Regions from separate parts of the Homo sapiens genome. Here all the other regions are linked to region 3. A link is a loop called in an ENCODE intact Hi-C map of the cell type or tissue named here. Cell type or tissue: PC-3. All regions are shown on one strand. Links, peaks and the distances in the headings refer to the core of each region. The heading gives the core; the rest is flanking DNA.

Region 1 (5,627 bases), core at 389-5,388, 180 kb after region 3:
TCAGGATAATAAATCTTAAGGGGTTCCCTGCAGGAATGCTCCATGTGCCAGCAGTTTTGTTCTGGTTTTCATCTGCTGGTCACATTTGCAATGTCATCTTTCTAGCTACAGAGATTTCTCCGTATACACATGGACAGTGAACTAGCAATTTTAAAATCAAACATATTCTTACCTCAATATAATTTTTCTCAGTTGACCACCAGATCTTCATAAAGTTTCTTAGTAATTTCCCTGAAACTAGCTATTTATTACATTTCTTGGCATAGTACAAGATTTGCCTAAGGTAAGACCAGTATCCTAATAATACATTTCTTTAAATTAGTTTTAAGAGAGCAATAGATAGCGTGCAACGTATTTATAAAAAAGATTTAAACCAACTCAGAATCACACAGGTTTTGTCACAGCTGTTTTACATAAGCCCTCAGCTAACTAATAGCTAAGGGGCTGAGGACCCTGCTGAAATCCACTGTCTACTTGTGGCTGTTATCTCTGTCTAAATATTCATTTAGTTTAGTCCCTTTTATCAGATGAAGTTCTTTTTTTGTGTAAATTTATGAGATACAAGTGTAATTTTGTTACATGCATAGGATTGTGTAGGTGAAGTCAGGGCTTTTAGAGTATCCATCACCCAAATAATGTATGCTGTATAGATGGGGTTCTTTTGTTGGAAGTAATGGAAACTAACTGAATATGGCTGCCTTAAGCAAAAGGTGATTTTTCAGGACATAAGGTAGGTTATATGGAGACAAAAGTAAAGAAGAGGATCTGGGCCTCAGGAAACACAGGAGCCAGGACAGCACCCAGGGTCCAGGGAGCAAGATTTAATCAGCAGGTACAGGCCTGGGAGGGGTCAGCTCTAGTTCCTCTGTGTCACCTCCTCAATAATCACAATAGAGGAAGCTAGAGTATGATTGGTCCTGGGTTAGGTGCCCAGCCCTTGGTTACAATCCTACAAAGATGAGATGAGGTGGGAGTAGTTTCCCAAAGGAAAAGTGTTAGTACCAAAAAATGATGGGAAAGACTACTCTTTATAAATTAGAACCATCAATTTGCCCTACCTTTAAATTACCTGAAAGCTCTCGTAAGGGTAGTAGCTTTTCCATGACAAGCTTTAACGCTTTCCATAAGGTCGTAATGCCTTACGTTTTAGAAAGTGAAAGCACTCTATCATTAGTTACTAGGTCCTTTCTCCTTGGTCTTACTCTTAGTTATCGAGTAGCCAAAATGTATGAAGGATGTTCAGTCAAAATAGACAGCATTCTCCTTGAAACCTAAGAGTGTTGATCTTAATCACTTTGAACCTTCATTTCTCTAAAACCCTACTTGGCATCACATATTTAAAAATGCAGCCTTTAAAACCAAACATACGTAGTTATTGCGATATCACATATACGATAGGCAGAAAACAGAGGAACTGCCTATGAAATGCATAAAGCTTTGATCTACAAGCTGGGTTCTGGTATAAATTTCTCACTTATGCTAAATTAGTCTTTATGGCTCTTTAAGATAAATAATATTTATATTTATCTTAAATCAATAAATAAATGATATCTGACCCAGACTATTCAAATTAGGTCTTGAAAGAATCCCCAAGAGGTAAGACTCTTCATAGCATCACCTTGAAAGAAAGTGCTTCACAGTTTGCAATTGCAAAAATATGCAACCAGCCCAAATGCCCATCAGTCAACAAGCGGATAAAGAAAATGTGGTGTATATATACAGTATGGAAGGCTGCTCAGCCATAAAAAGGAATGAAACAATAGCATTTGCAGCAATCTGAATGTAAAAGGAGACCATTATTCTAAGTGAAGTAACTCAGGAATGGAAAACCAAACATCGTATGTTCTCACTCATAAGTGGCAGCTAAGCTATGAGGACGCAAAAGCATAAGAATCATAGAATGGACTTTGGGGACTTGGGGGAAAGGGTTGGGGGGGTGGTGAGGGTACAGTGTACACTGCTCAGGTGATGGGTGCACCAAAATCTCAGAAATCACCACCAAATAACTTATTTATGTAGCCAAACACTACCTGTTCTCCAAAAACCCATTGAAATAAAAAAAAAAAGAGAGAAAGTGCTTTGTCAACCCTAAGTATTAGCCCACAATCAAATTTCAACTTTATGTAAAAGGAATCTCTTACTACCACCTAGGACATTCATTGACATGCCCAGCATTGGGTAAACAAGGCTATAATTTCCTTCAGGTCTCTCGAGCCTTTCCTAAACCTAACAGTTGAGAATTCTGAGCTAGAGGGTATATTTAGGTAGGACTGCAGTTCAATACATTACATAAATATGTACTTGTATGTTACCATGTTTTTGTGATTCTTTAAATCTTCTCTTCCATCCTGTAATGTATTTGGAACACCCTCATAAATGGATATATCATAGGATTAAATTGATATTTTTGTAAAATAGAAATCTCTCCAATTCCATCTCTTTTTCCATTCCTGTACTCATTGCCTTTTTTCCTCAGAGGTCTGAAAAGAAAAAGAAACGCTGCTTTTCTGAGAGTTTGCAGTTTATAGGTATGGAGAAAGAAAAGGGTATACCTATTATTTTTCGCTTTAGATCTGAATTATATTGTACTCTTTGAAGAACCTTGTAGCTTAACTGAAGAATGGACTGATTTCTTACAGTGAAAGTGACTTACAGTAATCTTCCCCAAACTGCACAGTCCATAAGGCATTTATTTGTGAAAGACAAGGAAGTATGGAATTGTATTAAAGGTAGGAGACAAAGGCTAAAGGCAACCATGTGAAGAACAGAGGAAAGTTGCTGCCACCTAGAGGTAAAAGTTGGTAAATTTTGAGAATGTGCTGTGAATACTCAAAAATTCTTGAGTAGACATTGATGTAATGTAATCCTAAACTGAAATGCAGCCAAGTGACTTAGTTTCTGCCTCTAGGTGAGACGAGATTTATTCCATCTCCCTTCACTCCCCATTAGTAGTGTCTCCATATTCCTCATGAGATTTTGGTGACCTGGGTGGGTTTTTGCATTTTTTGCCAGCAGTAGCCTTGTTACTGGTCATAATAACTTAAGTTATTGAAAGTCTTCATCCTGTACAATATAATCTCAGTTATTTGGAAGTCATCATTACCATGGCTAATAGAGAATGTGTTTTCCGCAGTCTTGGCTATCTTTTTTCAAATATACTCTCAGAAGCACCACTAAACTACAGATCTCATCAAATTGTGTGGCTGATGCTCTTTTCCTTTCTCCCAGGAGAGGGCCAGCAGCAGGAGAGGCCTGCGTGATGAGAGGCAAGGGTCCCGGGCACACCAGTCAGAGGAAAGGACCCTGGGACTCTCCTAAGTTATGCCAAGACCTAAAAACAAACGTAGCAGCACCAGTCTCCAGAACAATATGCAATTGAGCCTGTTTTCATTTTGAGTGTTAGGAATTGATTAGATGTAGCCCTAACATTTTAAAAAATTGTCAGAGCATTTTTTTAAATGGAAAGAAGCCTGGGTAGCAAGAAATTTGGTGCTGCCACATTTGGCTTGCTACTCTCTCTTTTCAGGACACCCATATTGCACAACCCCAGGGGGCACTATTCACATCGTATTCTATGTGAAGGGTACCTCCAGGAGCATTAAAGGAAAACATATTGGCATAGAAAGGTGAGAAAATATGAAGAGAATATGTGTGTGAGTTTCCATGTCTGCCTCTCTCTCCTCTCCTGAGTGGGAGGCTTGATTGAATGCTATTGATGATGGCTTTCAAGGAGAAAAGGGCTCCAAAAAAATACAAGAAGATCCAAGCAACACCTTTTAGAAAGGGAGGATCGCAATCAGAGTGTTCCTTGTCTATCTTACACCCTTCTGCTTCCTTAGAATGCATTAGTCGAGCCCCTTCTCTGCCTAGCTTCCATGTGGGCCTTTACTTGCTTGTCTTCTTTATTTTCTCCTAGCCTGTATTTAATTTTAATCCTTAATTTAAGTATTTAAGTTCTATGTCACTTACAAACCTGATCATCTTTTGAAATTGCCAGAGATTGACTTTTTTTTTTTTTTTACACTTGGTAGCATTATCACTTTTCCAGAATATTTGTGTTCATTCATCTGTTCCCTCTTCAGTAAAATTATTGTGCCTGCAATGATCCAGCCACTTTCTGTGCTCTAGGGGCACAGTATTTAATAAGACAAATGCGGCCCCCACTTCTTACCATGTAGTGGAGCAAGAGTGACAACTGGCTAGCATCTGGTAGTGATAAGTGCCTTGATGAAAATGTAATGAGGATATGATTGGAGATGACTAGAAAGCAATCCAAGGGGTTTGGCCAGAAAATGCCTCTTGAAAGGAGGTGACTTGGCATCTGGGAGCTGAATGACAGGAAGGAACCATCTGGGTGAGGGTCTGGGCACATTATTCCAGGTGCTAGAAACAGCTCACACAAAGGCCTTCAGATGGGAACAAACATGGACATTCAAGGAACGAAAAGTGAATGAGGGGAAGCGTGAAACAACCTCAGCTCAGAGAGGTCGGTGGGAGCAGAAACATGTAGTCCGCAGTCTGGGTGGGACGGGGACCGCGGATGACTTTGAGCAGGAGAGTGAAGTGGTGGAGTCTTATGTTTCAGGCTTAGTCTGGCAGCTTGTTGGAGAAAGGGCTGTAAGAGTGTGGAAGGAGGCTGGGCATGGTGGCTCACACCTGTAATCCCAGCACTTTGGGAGGCCAAGGCGGGTCGATCACAAGGTCAGGAGTAAGAGACCAGCCTGGTCAATACAGTGAAACCCCATCTCTACTAAAAAATACAAAAATTAGCCAGTACTAATTTTTGTATTTTTTACAAAAAAATACATAATGATGGTGGCGGGCACCTGTAATCCCAGCTACCTAGGAGGCTGAGGCAGGAGAATTGCTTGAACCCGGGAGGCAGAGGTTACAGTGAGCTGAGATCGTGCCACACCTGGGTGACAGAGCAAGACTCTGTGTCAAAAAAAAAAAAATATATATGTGGAAGGGAGCAGGGGAATGAGTGAGGAAGCCAAGGCTGTGGCTGAGGAGAAAGACATGCTAGCCACGACTAGAATGGTATCCACAGAAGGAGAGAAGTGGATGCAACTAGGATGCGTTCTGAAAACTGTAAACAGCAGTTGCTTATGGAAGGAAATGAAGAGAAGAATCAAGGATGACACCTAGTTTTAGTGTGAGCAACTGGTGGTTGTGGTTGGGAATTTAGAGCAGAAGGCAAGTCCGTAGATGTAAAGGTAGGTGCCATTGGCATATAAATGATAGTTACCACAGGGTGCATGTGTGTGGTGTGGGTGTGTCTATTTGATGTTAAGGGACAGAACAGTTCTTGAGATGAAGAAAATCCGAAGGTAAAAATGCCTGCAAACCATTAACTAAAGGCTGTAAAAATGTACAGTGGATGAGCCACAAATATTAATAGGTGGCTGGGCATGATGGCTCATGCCTGTAATCCCAACACTTTGGGAGGCCAATGCAGATGGATCTCTTGAGCTCAGGAGTTCAAGACCAGCCTGGCCAGCATGACAAAACCCCATCTCTACAAAAAATACAAAAATTAGCTGAGTGCAGTGGCATTTGCCTGCACTCCCAGCTACTTAGGAGGCCGAGGCAGGAGAATCACTTGAACCCAGGAGGCAGAGTTTGCA
Region 2 (5,627 bases), core at 258-5,257, 89 kb after region 3:
TTCACCTAAAATATACTAGTCTTTAAAATAATGCAGCGTAACCTAAAAGCTCCAAGGATGTGGAGTCATAGATTTAGTTTAATTCCTTTTTAATGTGAAATAGAGTAAATTTCTTTAAGCACTTCCTATAAAAGGTACATGTTCAATTAATCACTAAGTCACACAGTGAAATTTATGTAAACTAATTTTCTACCAAGACACAAGAAACAAATATGCTCCTGTATTGTCTCATAATAAGACTGCTAAAGAATGACCAACATCCCAAAGCAATTATTTGAATCTATTTGTTATATTATTGTCATAATGGATGCACACTGAAGTGTGGATTGATTTAAGTTATTTATACTGTGGAATTAAGAAATCAGGCCAGTCAGTTAAAATGTATTCCATCAACTGTTACATGATCTTCCTGTGGGCCAATCTAACTCAGCTAGAAAGTAGAGGAAAAAAAAGTATCAAATGACAGTTGTCTATATTTTAAGAGAAAATTGTTTCTAAATAATCATAAGAGATCCCTAAAGATGACTTGTTCAGCTTTTTGTAACATGTATTTATTTGGTTCAGTAAACACTGTGCCTCCGCAATGACTGTATTTATGAGATTCTGTGTCAGAATATATCTTACGCTACATTCAGTGAGTCAAGTTCCTCCTGAGATAGTTTTAGTAATAGAGTAAGTTCTGTTTGGAATTTTTAGTTCTAACCGGAGGAAGTTCTGCTCATTTGCTTGTCTCTCTCATTTCTCAGTATTACTTAAAAAGCACTTAATGCCATTAACCCAATCTTCACAACCGTTGTATGAGTTTGGAATTAACATCACACTTTTATAGATGGATAAGCTAAGACCTAGAGAATTTTCGTGATGATACCAAGATCGCACAGCTAATAAACAACAAGGATTGGTGATGAATCTAAGTCTTTTGTGTCCAAATAAAATTTTCTTTGTATAATATCACACAACAGGATACAAAACAAAGATTCTTGTGACAGTTAAGCCATGAGCTATGTAATGTTAGGCAAGTTACTTTATAATCTTTTCTAAAAATTGCCATGAAATTATTTCTCAACACATTTGTAAAAGTAAAATGGAACATAATTTATTTAAATGACCGATGACTGAAAGGATAGATAGATAGCTGGGACCATCTTGTGTGTACGTGTGAATGCCCATGTATGTCAGCCCCATCTCTAAACATTGCTGGTGTTACTAAAGAGGAAAGAGCATGTGAATCTTGAACGACATTTAGTAGAATATTATGCATTGCTCCTCAGCTCTGACTACACAGAAAAATCCCTGGAGGGGTTTCCAAAGATAGAGTAGTATCCGGACATATTTTTCTTTCTTTTTAAATTCCAGGTGATTAAAATATACGACCATCATTTAAAATTGTTTTGTTCACAGACAGACTGTAATAAAATTCAGTTGATAGCAATAGATAACTGTAGGAAACACATCTAGTACTCTGGGAACTAACAAGTAGGAGGTTTTAGATTCATTTGACATTCATTCAACAAAATGCCTAAAGCTGAAATTACATTTTAAGATGTTTATTCAGGAAAAAAAAGTTATCTGATTAGAAAACCTCAAATGTAATTTCCAGATCACTCAAAAAAAACATGTTCACTGGAATGTTATATGTAATATTTTATCAAGTGGGTTAATGTGAGTAAAACTGGCTTTGAGACTTTTGGAGAAAAGACAATGTGACAGCATAATCCTTATGTTTATCTTTAGGTTTTCACACACATTGTTTTTAATGAAGTATATTGTTCCATTTACTTTTCTGGCCTTTTGTGTGTATTTGTGCAATTATTTAATATGTATTATAAAAATTTAAGTTTTACAGTGTACCTTTTCAAGGAATATTATATAATCTTTTGGAAAATGAAATTACTCTCCTCTTTGACAAAAATCCAGTGTTCTTATACAATCTTCATGTTGTTAGAAGGAGGGTTTTAGCATGAATATGAATACAGTAAGTCTTCTATCTTTCATACCAGGGACATCAACAGCAAAAATTCAGCTATAGTCACCACTCCCAGGCAAAGATCATGATGGGCTTTTATTTAAAAACAAACAAAAAAACCCCACTTAGTTGACACTGCCATGAGAATTCATTAATGAATCAAGAATTGAGGAGTTACTAAACAAGGGCAAAATGTTAGTATGGAATTCTTTGTCCTTTTTGCAGAAGTGTCTCTTCCTTGTGCTTAAAACTTACGACCTTTCTTTGTTGTTTCTCCTCTTTTCAGTGTTCTTATCCCCTTTGAGGCTGGTTCCTGAGTGGCATACCCCGTATCTCCTCTCGCTTTCTCTAATACTTGTAATCCTTTCATTTAATTTTCACTATTCTAAGTATTTCTTACTTGGGATTCTTTCCTTTGTATCTCCTCAGCCTTCGTTCCCCCTTGTGGCCATTTGTAGTGCTCCCTTCCTGTCAGCACAACCACACATTTACAGATGCAAATCTCAGAACCAATGCTTTTTTTTTTTTTTTTTTTTTTTTTATGGAGTCTCCCTCTGTTGCCCAAGCTGGAGAGCAGTGGCATGATCTTGGCTCACTGCAGCCTCCACCTCCTGGGTTCAAGCGATTCTTCTGCCTCACCTTCCTGAGTAGCTCGGATTACAGGTGTGCACCACAAAACCAATGCTTTTGATTTTCCATTTCCTAAAAGTAAAGAAATGAATTTCTAATGATGATTTCAGGAGTAAGACTTTTGGGTCGTTTTTCTTCCCTAAAAGGAGGAACACAAGTATGTGCCATAGCTGTTTTGAGACCATATTTTTGCAGTACTTCTGGCTTTACAGATATGTCTGTGTAATCTGAAGCTGCAATTATGGATGACTTTACCTGCACCATAATCATTGCATAAGAGATTAGTGTCGGCTGTCAGGATATGCTGCTGTGTCAACGCTGTAAACAGATGAATGGTACAAGAAGGATTTTGTCCTGTTTATACTGATGAAGCATTATTTTTGAGTGTGCTAGCTGCATTTCAGCTGCCACATATGAAAAAGGACCAGCGTCTGTCTCTGTGATTTTACAAATTCATGTGTAATTTGTAGAAGGTTCTCAATAAGATTTCTTTGGTCCCAAAGTTTGGTTTATTCTTCCTTATTTTTGTGAGCCTTTTCTATATTCTGGTTTGAGCTCATGCAAAAGCCATGTAATTCTTAAGTGTCTCAAAGTACCTAGGGGCTCTTAATATTTGGCTTCACAAGTTTCTAATGAAAGCTAATATGCATTAGCTAAAATATATAGCTATATATTATATATGCTATATGTATTATATATAATATGCTATATATATGTTATATATATTATATATAATATATAGCTAATATTATTTATGAGGTATAACCCTGTTGTTCATAGCAACAAGATGTTGTTATGAAACTTCTTAAGAGGTAAATATTTTCCTCAGTAAGAGATTAAGAAGATACCCACAAGAGGTAGACTTGTGTGATAAACAAAGATAATTTAGAGAAGACTAAGCAGTCTGCAAAGCTCAGTAAAACTTGGTGCCTCACAAGCAATCTCCTTACAGATAAGGTCCGCATTTATCAGCTCCCCCTCCTGTATTGTCTGTCTACCCAGTCAACTTTCATTTACATTATAGAACATTTCTGCAGTGATGTACTCTTTACTCCTTGATTTGTAAATGTATGTAGGAATCTTGTGTCTAAGTAGACAGGAGGAGAAAAATTTGTGGTGGAAGTAATCACTCTCTCTAAAATAAGAATTTTTGATATGTTGATACGGTAAAAGGAGAAAAACTTACCTAGACTATATTTAAAGTCAAACTAGTGGTGTTTAATAATATGTGCTTACTGATATGTTTTATCTTTTAATGACAAACTAGTTGATGTCTTTTATGAAAGCAACCTAAGCAAAGAATTTCTATGTGGGTATAATATAGTAATAAGAAACATTTTGCATTATTCTACAAAGAAATAAAATGATAATGCTGAAATTGAAATACTGTTCTAGTTACAAGAGTAGATAATGCTAATAGCTTTTATCAAAGCAGTTCAATTTATGGTGTTTGTTTTTTCTTTGTTTTTTAAATGTCTTTGAAAAGATTAAAAATTTATTTCTCAATTTCAGCACATAAACTGAAAATCTTGTCATTTAGAATTTCATACAGTAGATATTTTAGATGACTCATTTTAATTGTTTCTAAGTCATTTGTTTTTATAGGTAAGTAACCATGTTAGCTAAGAAAAAGGAAAAACAGCATTAAAACATCAACCCATTTCCTATTTTAGTTGATCTGGTACCATTACTGATTTATTTTCTTTCTTTTCTCAGTTGCTGAGTAAAATGCCCGTGTGCTACTGCCTATTGTATGTTTTGAATGGAGCTGTAATTTATATTCTATTTTAAAAAGGCTTTAGGAAACATGTTTCATTCCTTTAAATGTATGCCGAAGTTTTAGGGGGAATAGCACACCAAAATCTTTTATTAAATGAGGAACAAAATGAACCAATTTAATATAATTTTAGGTATTGTTCTGATCCATAAAAAGTGAAAAAAAGTTTTTGTTCCTCATAAATGGGAAAATAATGTCTATGTTAACCTGGCCAAACAGATGTAACCAAAATAATCAGTAGAGTCTAATTCTCTCTTTTTAGTCTAGACTGACACCACTAATAGTACTCTTATGCCATTTGGGGACTTGCAAGCAGACATTTCATAAATGTTTGTTGAATTTATGAATGAATAGATATATGAGTAAAATTATATTCATGCAAATAATAGCATGCTGATCACATTAGTCTGGGTAAAATCTTGGAGTCTATTATTATCAAATTTTGCTCATTAAAACTTAAAAGAGTGCAGGTGAACTTGAACAACATTATCATCATTATTTCAGATTAAATGAAAATTCATAGACAAATTATAATTTTCAGGATAAGTTTTTCTTAAATTATTATTTCCTAAAATGTCACTTGTAGTTGTGCACATTATTTTGAGAAGAGTTAGCTAATTATTAGAAATGACTTCCATTTAATAAATTAGTGATCAGGTGTGGGAGGTTGAAGAACTTTATGCCCTTTTTTAATGCTCAGAATATACTGAGTATGGTATGGTAACTCTTGCAACAAGTATGAAAGTAGAAATGTCATAGTGAGTTTTCCCACTATTGTTGCCAGGTAATATGTTTCCGTATTGTGATAGTGTTGAGTAAGGGTTAGAATCCTAGAGATTCATATGGCCTCTTTTCTCCTTCATAGAGCACTGATTTCATAGTATTTTAATAATTGTCTATCTGTCCCAATGGAATGAAAATGTCTTTATGGTAGAGGCCTTATTCTGTTTTGTACTCTTATGCCCTCAGTTTTAATCACAGTGACTGTCTCTGAGCAATCCTTCAGATATTTGGAGAACGAATAAATGTCCCATAGCAATAAGAGAAAAAGTAATAAACGTTCAAGTGGTAAGCCATGCATCGATAAAATGTGTGATAAACAAAGATAAATATATGTTCCATTTTTCTCCCCACAGTCTCCAAACGTCCACAACTATCCCGATATGGAAGCCGTTCCCCTGTTGCTAAATAATGTGAAAGGGGAGCCCCCGGAGGACTCGTTATCTGTAGATCACTTCCAAACACAAACTGAGC
Region 3 (5,627 bases), core at 287-5,286:
TGAGGAGCACATTTCAGAGGTTAAAGACAGACTGGGAACAGGCCTGCATCTCTTCTGTGAAAAGTTCTGGCTGCCTTGCCTCATTCTCTTAATGAGATTTATGCTGTGTGTATGTGGTCATGTGTCTTCAATCAGAGTGTAAACTCCTAGAGGACAAGGACTATTTCTTATATTTCTGGTTTGTATCTCTTATAGTTTCTGGCACATGGTGAATACATTATTTATTCAGCTTGTCTGGGCATTATAATTAGCATGGTGAAAAATATAAAACCAGTCAATAGATAATTGTCAACCTGCTCTATGTCATAGGGTTATTGTGAACATAAAAATCAAAATTGTAAATATTGGAAATACGCATTCTCATTGGTGACAGGAGTCCTCATCTCGTAGCCATGTGAACCGGATAGGTGTGGTAGCATATGGGCACCACCTCTGTGTGCCTTCTGTTTGGAGTTCTCTGACTCTTGCATTTTTAGTTAAGTGAAAGCTAGGTAGATAATTATTGCAGTCACCTGAAATGTGACTTCGGTTTTCTTGCTTGTCGGTAACACAGCACATGCTGCTGGCAGCCTCTAGGAAGGGCATGTGCTCTTGTGATACGCTTCAGGGGCACAGCAAGGAGTGCTTGAATGACTTTGTCTGTGACTTTGGTGCGTGCGTCCTGCTGTTACAAGAGCTTCCCAAATGCTGTTAGCCTTTGGATGTTCTAACATGTTACTAAGCAAAGGACTGAAACAAGAAGAGTATTAGAACTATCACACCCAGAGATAAGGTAGTATATAGAGGATACTGCCCCAGAGATATACTATGTGATTTTATTCCTGGCCCTGCAGTTCACCAGCTGGAATGACATTGGGAAGTTATTTTCTATCTCCAGGCCTCTATGCCCTCATCCATACAGTGGGGGTGCTGGAGATGAGGGCTTCTCTCCCAGGTGAAGTCTGCCATTCTATGATCCTGGTGAGGAGCAAGGGGTGAGACAGAGCCTTTCTGTTTATGCATTTATGAGTCTTACTGCAGTGAAGCTTCCTGTGTATGGAAGTGTAAATTCACAGACTTCAAAGTGAGAAAGACCTGAGTTCAGATGGTATTCAGCCTGGTACCAGCTGTGTGGGTCATGCTTAGTCTCTCTCCTTTAATCCTACTCACCTGGAAGATGGAATTAACCACCCATCTTCACAGGAGCCTGCCTGCCTTTGGTGGGTACTGAGTCAGTGTTCTTTTGAAGAAAAACAGGAGAAAAAGGCCCTATTACTTTCGTTTATGTTGCTGCAATTCTCATGAAGTATCTAGTAGAGATTTCAACATCTATGTTAATTCATAATTCTCCAAGTAGACATAGGGTAGGTAGATCTGAAATTAGAACTCTTTTTTTAATTTGAATTTTTATTTAAGGATATCTGGAAGAATGTTTCAAATTCTGATTAGAGTTTATTATGTGAAATAATGGAACACAAAAAATAATGTCAATAACAGAATAAAAACAGAATCATGGAACCAAAAAAATGAAAATAGTTTATTCTGCCTAATTTTGTGTATTTGAAATTCTTTAAATTAAAATGTTTTAAAAAGAAAAGATGAGCTCTCTAAATAAAAATATTTTTGAAAACTACATAGGTGCAGAGGACTCAGAGGGAGACCTGAAAGCAACATTTCTTAGTCACCCTCACTGTTTATTTCCTAAGTCTGAGGAATCTGCCGCGGGGAAGGAGCTGACCTGAGTGTCTACACTAACTGCAAGGGTGTTGAAGCCATTGGTTATCCTGCCTCTCTTCTCTCCTGTAGAACCAGGTACAGTTCTGATCCGTGGGCCGGCAGAGAAGAGCGGCAATAGTGCGGCAGAAACAGGGAAAGAGATTGGGTGTTTTGCTCATTTTAAGTGCTCTAAGCAGTCAGTAATTGAGTGGAAGACAGATTCCTTTCTGTTACCCTTGGGGAAGCGAGCCTGATGCCTCTTTGCCATAGCCATGTAGCTAGAAAGGGTGCAGGCATTGCCGCAGACAAGTATAGAATCACGTCAATACTCCATGCCTTAACTACCAGGAAATATCCACCTTGGCCAGACCAGAGATTCCTATGCACTCCCTCATTTTAGAGGCAGAACAAAAGAGGATAAGGGAGACTCAGTCTTTTCCCTAGAGGCAGCTTGCAGTAACTCTTAGAAACCATTCTGCAGGACATTAATAACAAGGTGTTGAAGCTATTCCTATATCACCAAGAGCTGACTAGCATCATGAAGTCAGCTGTAATGTAACTTCCTTAAGAGCAGAGCTTATGCTTTATGTTTCTTGTTATTCCTCATCATCTCAGCACAGGAGCTTATGAATCGGCAGGGCTCAATAAGTGGTGATTCATTCATGTGCTATTTGTTGTAAGTGAGAGGCTGTTTGCCACACTGGAATTGAGAGGATTTGGAGACGGGTGCTTTTTTGAAAAAGACTCCAGTCGTTAGGCTTAATAAAGAAATATAGACGGGTGCAGGTATTGTAGCTGAACCTGGAAATGTGCTATGGAATGTTTACTTAACGCAGGAAATAAATTACATTAAAATTCAGTAGCATTAGGGGGAAAAAACCCAACAATTAGCCTAACTTTTTTCCTCAGTAAACCTATTTAATTTTACACTAACGATCTAGTGTACATCTGTGCGTAAAGGCGTAGTAAGACAGTGTTACTTTAATGACTTTATCAGAAGTGAAAAAAGGGCATTATTAAAAATGCCACTTGCATTACCCTTTAACCAGGGGCTCATTATTCCCTCTCCTGCTGTGGAACAGGGGCCAGCGTTTGACTAAATTGGTAGAATTATCTTGGAAATACGAGTTTGCTTATCATTTAATATTCTCTGATGACCTGCTGCTTGAGATCTTTTGATCTGTAGTGAAATCTTTGCATGTCACTACCTGGCTTCAAAGAAAAACATTTGCAGTTGCTGTGTTATGGCTAATGTGAGAAGACCATTTTTTTTTTTAAGCGGAAAGAAATATCTGCTCTTGCAAAACTCCTATTTTAAGAAGAGGTATCCTCCACTAAAGATGCAGAGTTAGACTGATTTTAATAATGTCAGAATGGCCAATAAATATATTAATACAAGGAATTGAAAATCAATGAGCTGTGATAGTAATTACAGATAGTACCCAAGGGAAATATAGCAGGCAGACAAATCCTTTCCCTCAGGGCCTGCCCTGGGCAAAGCTATGAAGTTGAGAATTCTGCCCTTCTTCCCTTTAGCAATGTACTTTCTCTTTCAACTTAATTCTCCTGCCACCCACAATCCAGATGTCCCTGCGCTCTGATGGTGCTGTAATGGTTCAAGGTACCAACAGATGACCAGTTCTAACCACAGTCTCATTAGTTGAAGAGAATGTAAAGTGCCCTTTCCTAGAGTTATTTGCATTTTTATAGGGTCAGTGCTTTGTAAAAAGGAATATTTCTTAAGGAAATTAAATACTCTGAGTGATTTGAGCATTTTGATTTCAGGCAAATTAACCTTTCCAGAATATTTCAGCTTCTACAAGATCATGGTCTGCATTGTCTCCTTGTCTTTGTGGAAGAATTTTTTTAAAAAAATCTGGACCATCAAGCGTGTTTTCTCTGTAGATGTGTTTTCTTGAGCTAATGTTTGCATACCGGTTCAGAGTTTATAAAGTGCATCACAAAAAATATCCTTTTTTATTTATTTATTTTTTTTTGAGACGGAGTCTCGCTCTGTCGCCAGGCTGGAGTACAGTGGCACGATCTCAGCTCACTGCAAGCTCCACCTCCCGGGTTCAAGCGATTCTCCTGCCTCAGCCTCCCAAGTAACTGGGATTATAAGTACATGCCACCATGCCTGGCTAATTTTTGTATTTTTAGTAGAGACGGGGTTTCACCATGTTGACCAGGATGGTCTCGATCTTCTGACCTCGTGATCCACCTGCCTTTGCCTCCCAAAGGGTTGGGATTATAGGCCTGAGCCACTGCGCCTGGCCAAAATATCCTGTTTAACCTTTAGAGGAGTTTTGCTTCTGACCACAAAGGATTAACTCTTGTGGGAATTGACTCCCACCATGAACAACTAGAAACTCAGATGAAATAAGAGATGTTTTTTCACATATTGGACAACAAGCGATGGTCCTTGAGAGGAGAGCAGAAAACGTGATGAACTCTACAGTGGCCTCAGCTTACTGCTTGGAGGTAACTTCCGGGCGGCAAAGCAGGGAGGAAGAACCCAAACAGGGCCTCGCCGTCTCACTGAGCTAAGCAGACAGGGTTTGGTATTTGGAGAAGTTAGGACAACTAGTTTGTGAGAAGAATACTGTAGAGGAGGGAATTGCACAAAGAGAGAGCTCTGGAGATCTCCAGAGGGGCCCACTAAAGGGTTTGGTGAGTACTTATCTTCCTGTGTATTGGAGGAAGGCAAGGAAAGGTCGGCCATACAGCAGTAGGTTGAACAATTCTTGGAGCTCACATAAAGCTGACAGAAATCAGGGTGGAGAGACCTCTTCATATGTGAGGCATTGGGAAGAGGGCTTGGAAGGGTCACAGCTTAGTGGCCCTGAGTCCTGGAATAGACTGCTCTGGACCTACCCTGACAAGCCTTAGAAACAAGCATTGAAAGGACCGAACTGATCTGCAAGTCACTCAGCTGTATACCAGAACAAAAATGCACTCCAAAGAATACACGATCTAGTGCTGAATGATGTAAAAATCACAATGTCTGGCATCCGATCAAAATTACCAGATGTACAAAGAAGCAGGAAAATAGAACTTATAACCAAGTTTTAAAAATGAATCAATAGAAACACATCCAGAAATGACAAATAATTGGCAAAGATCTTAAAACATCTATTTTGTATCTTATATGCTCACAAATGTGAAGGAAAACATGAAAATGATGAGAAGAGAAATGGAAGGTACAAAAAGATAAAAAATTAAACAGATGAAACATACACCATGTATGTCTGTTTTTGCATTGCTGTAAAGAAATACCTGAGGCCAAGTGCTCACGCCTGTGATCCCAAGGGAGGTGGATCACTTGAGCGCAGGAGTTCAAGACTAACCTGGACAATGTGGTGAAACCCCATTTCTACAAAAAATACAAAAATTAGCCAGGCATGGTGACACATGCCTGTAGTCCCAGCTACTCCGGAGGTTGAGATGGGAGGATTGCTTGAGCTCGGGAGGTGGAGGTTGCAGTAAGCCAAGATCCCATCACTGCACGCCAGCCTGAGCAACACGAGACTCTGTCTCAAAAATAAATAAATAAATAAATCATGGCAGAAAGCAAAGTGGGAGCTCGTGCATCATGTGGTGAGAGGGAGCTGGTGCCAGGATAACAACTTGTGAACTCAGAGTGAGAACGCATTCATTACCATGAAGACAACACCAAGCCATTAATGAGGGATCCGCCCCCATGACCCAAACACCTCTCCCTAGGCCCACCTCTAACATTGGAGGTCGCATTTCAACATGAGATTTGAAGGGGAAAAAAACTTCCAAACCATATCATACTGTATTTAAAATTTTAAAAATACAGTGGATGACATTAATAGATACTGCAGAAGAAAAGATCAATGTCTGAATACGTAGCAATAAAAACTATCCAAAGTAGGCCGGGCACGATGGCTCATGCCTGTAATCCCAGC

Evidence for each region. A loop is a pair of places that touch in the nucleus more often than their neighbours do. Peaks named below come from ENCODE experiments on the same cell type or tissue, not always from the same donor. Only the 100,000 strongest peaks of a DNase experiment are listed, where the experiment ranks them.
Region 1: a loop joins it to region 3, with 2.9 times the contacts of the local background. A loop is called at or near these places in 5 of 110 quality-filtered maps.
Region 2: it touches region 3 in a loop (2.8-fold over the local background); 2 of 110 quality-filtered maps call a loop at or near these places.

The regions. Positions count from the first base shown.
Region 1 is chr13:73,752,059-73,757,685 of GRCh38, reverse strand. All of the region lies in intron 6 of KLF12 (KLF transcription factor 12), which reads left to right. Among named protein-coding and RNA genes, the nearest start is that of LINC00393, 93 kb to the right of the region's middle. In PC-3, for the core only: a CTCF peak has its summit at 2,795 (motif pointing left); a DNase peak (open chromatin) is centred at 2,775.
Region 2 is chr13:73,846,256-73,851,882 of GRCh38, reverse strand. KLF12 (KLF transcription factor 12) reads left to right here. Exons shown (of 8, transcript NM_001400136.1): 4 at 5,510-5,627. Among named protein-coding and RNA genes, the nearest start is that of LINC00393, 190 kb to the right of the region's middle. In PC-3, for the core only: a CTCF peak has its summit at 2,413 (motif pointing left); a DNase peak (open chromatin) is centred at 582; H3K4me3 peaks cover 575 bases; H3K27ac peaks cover 2,006 bases.
Region 3 is chr13:73,935,254-73,940,880 of GRCh38, reverse strand. All of the region lies in intron 3 of KLF12 (KLF transcription factor 12), which reads left to right. Among named protein-coding and RNA genes, the nearest start is that of KLF12, 200 kb to the left of the region's middle. In PC-3, for the core only: no CTCF peak of the experiment used is centred there; a DNase peak (open chromatin) is centred at 2,320; H3K4me3 peaks cover 473 bases; H3K27ac peaks cover 1,110 bases.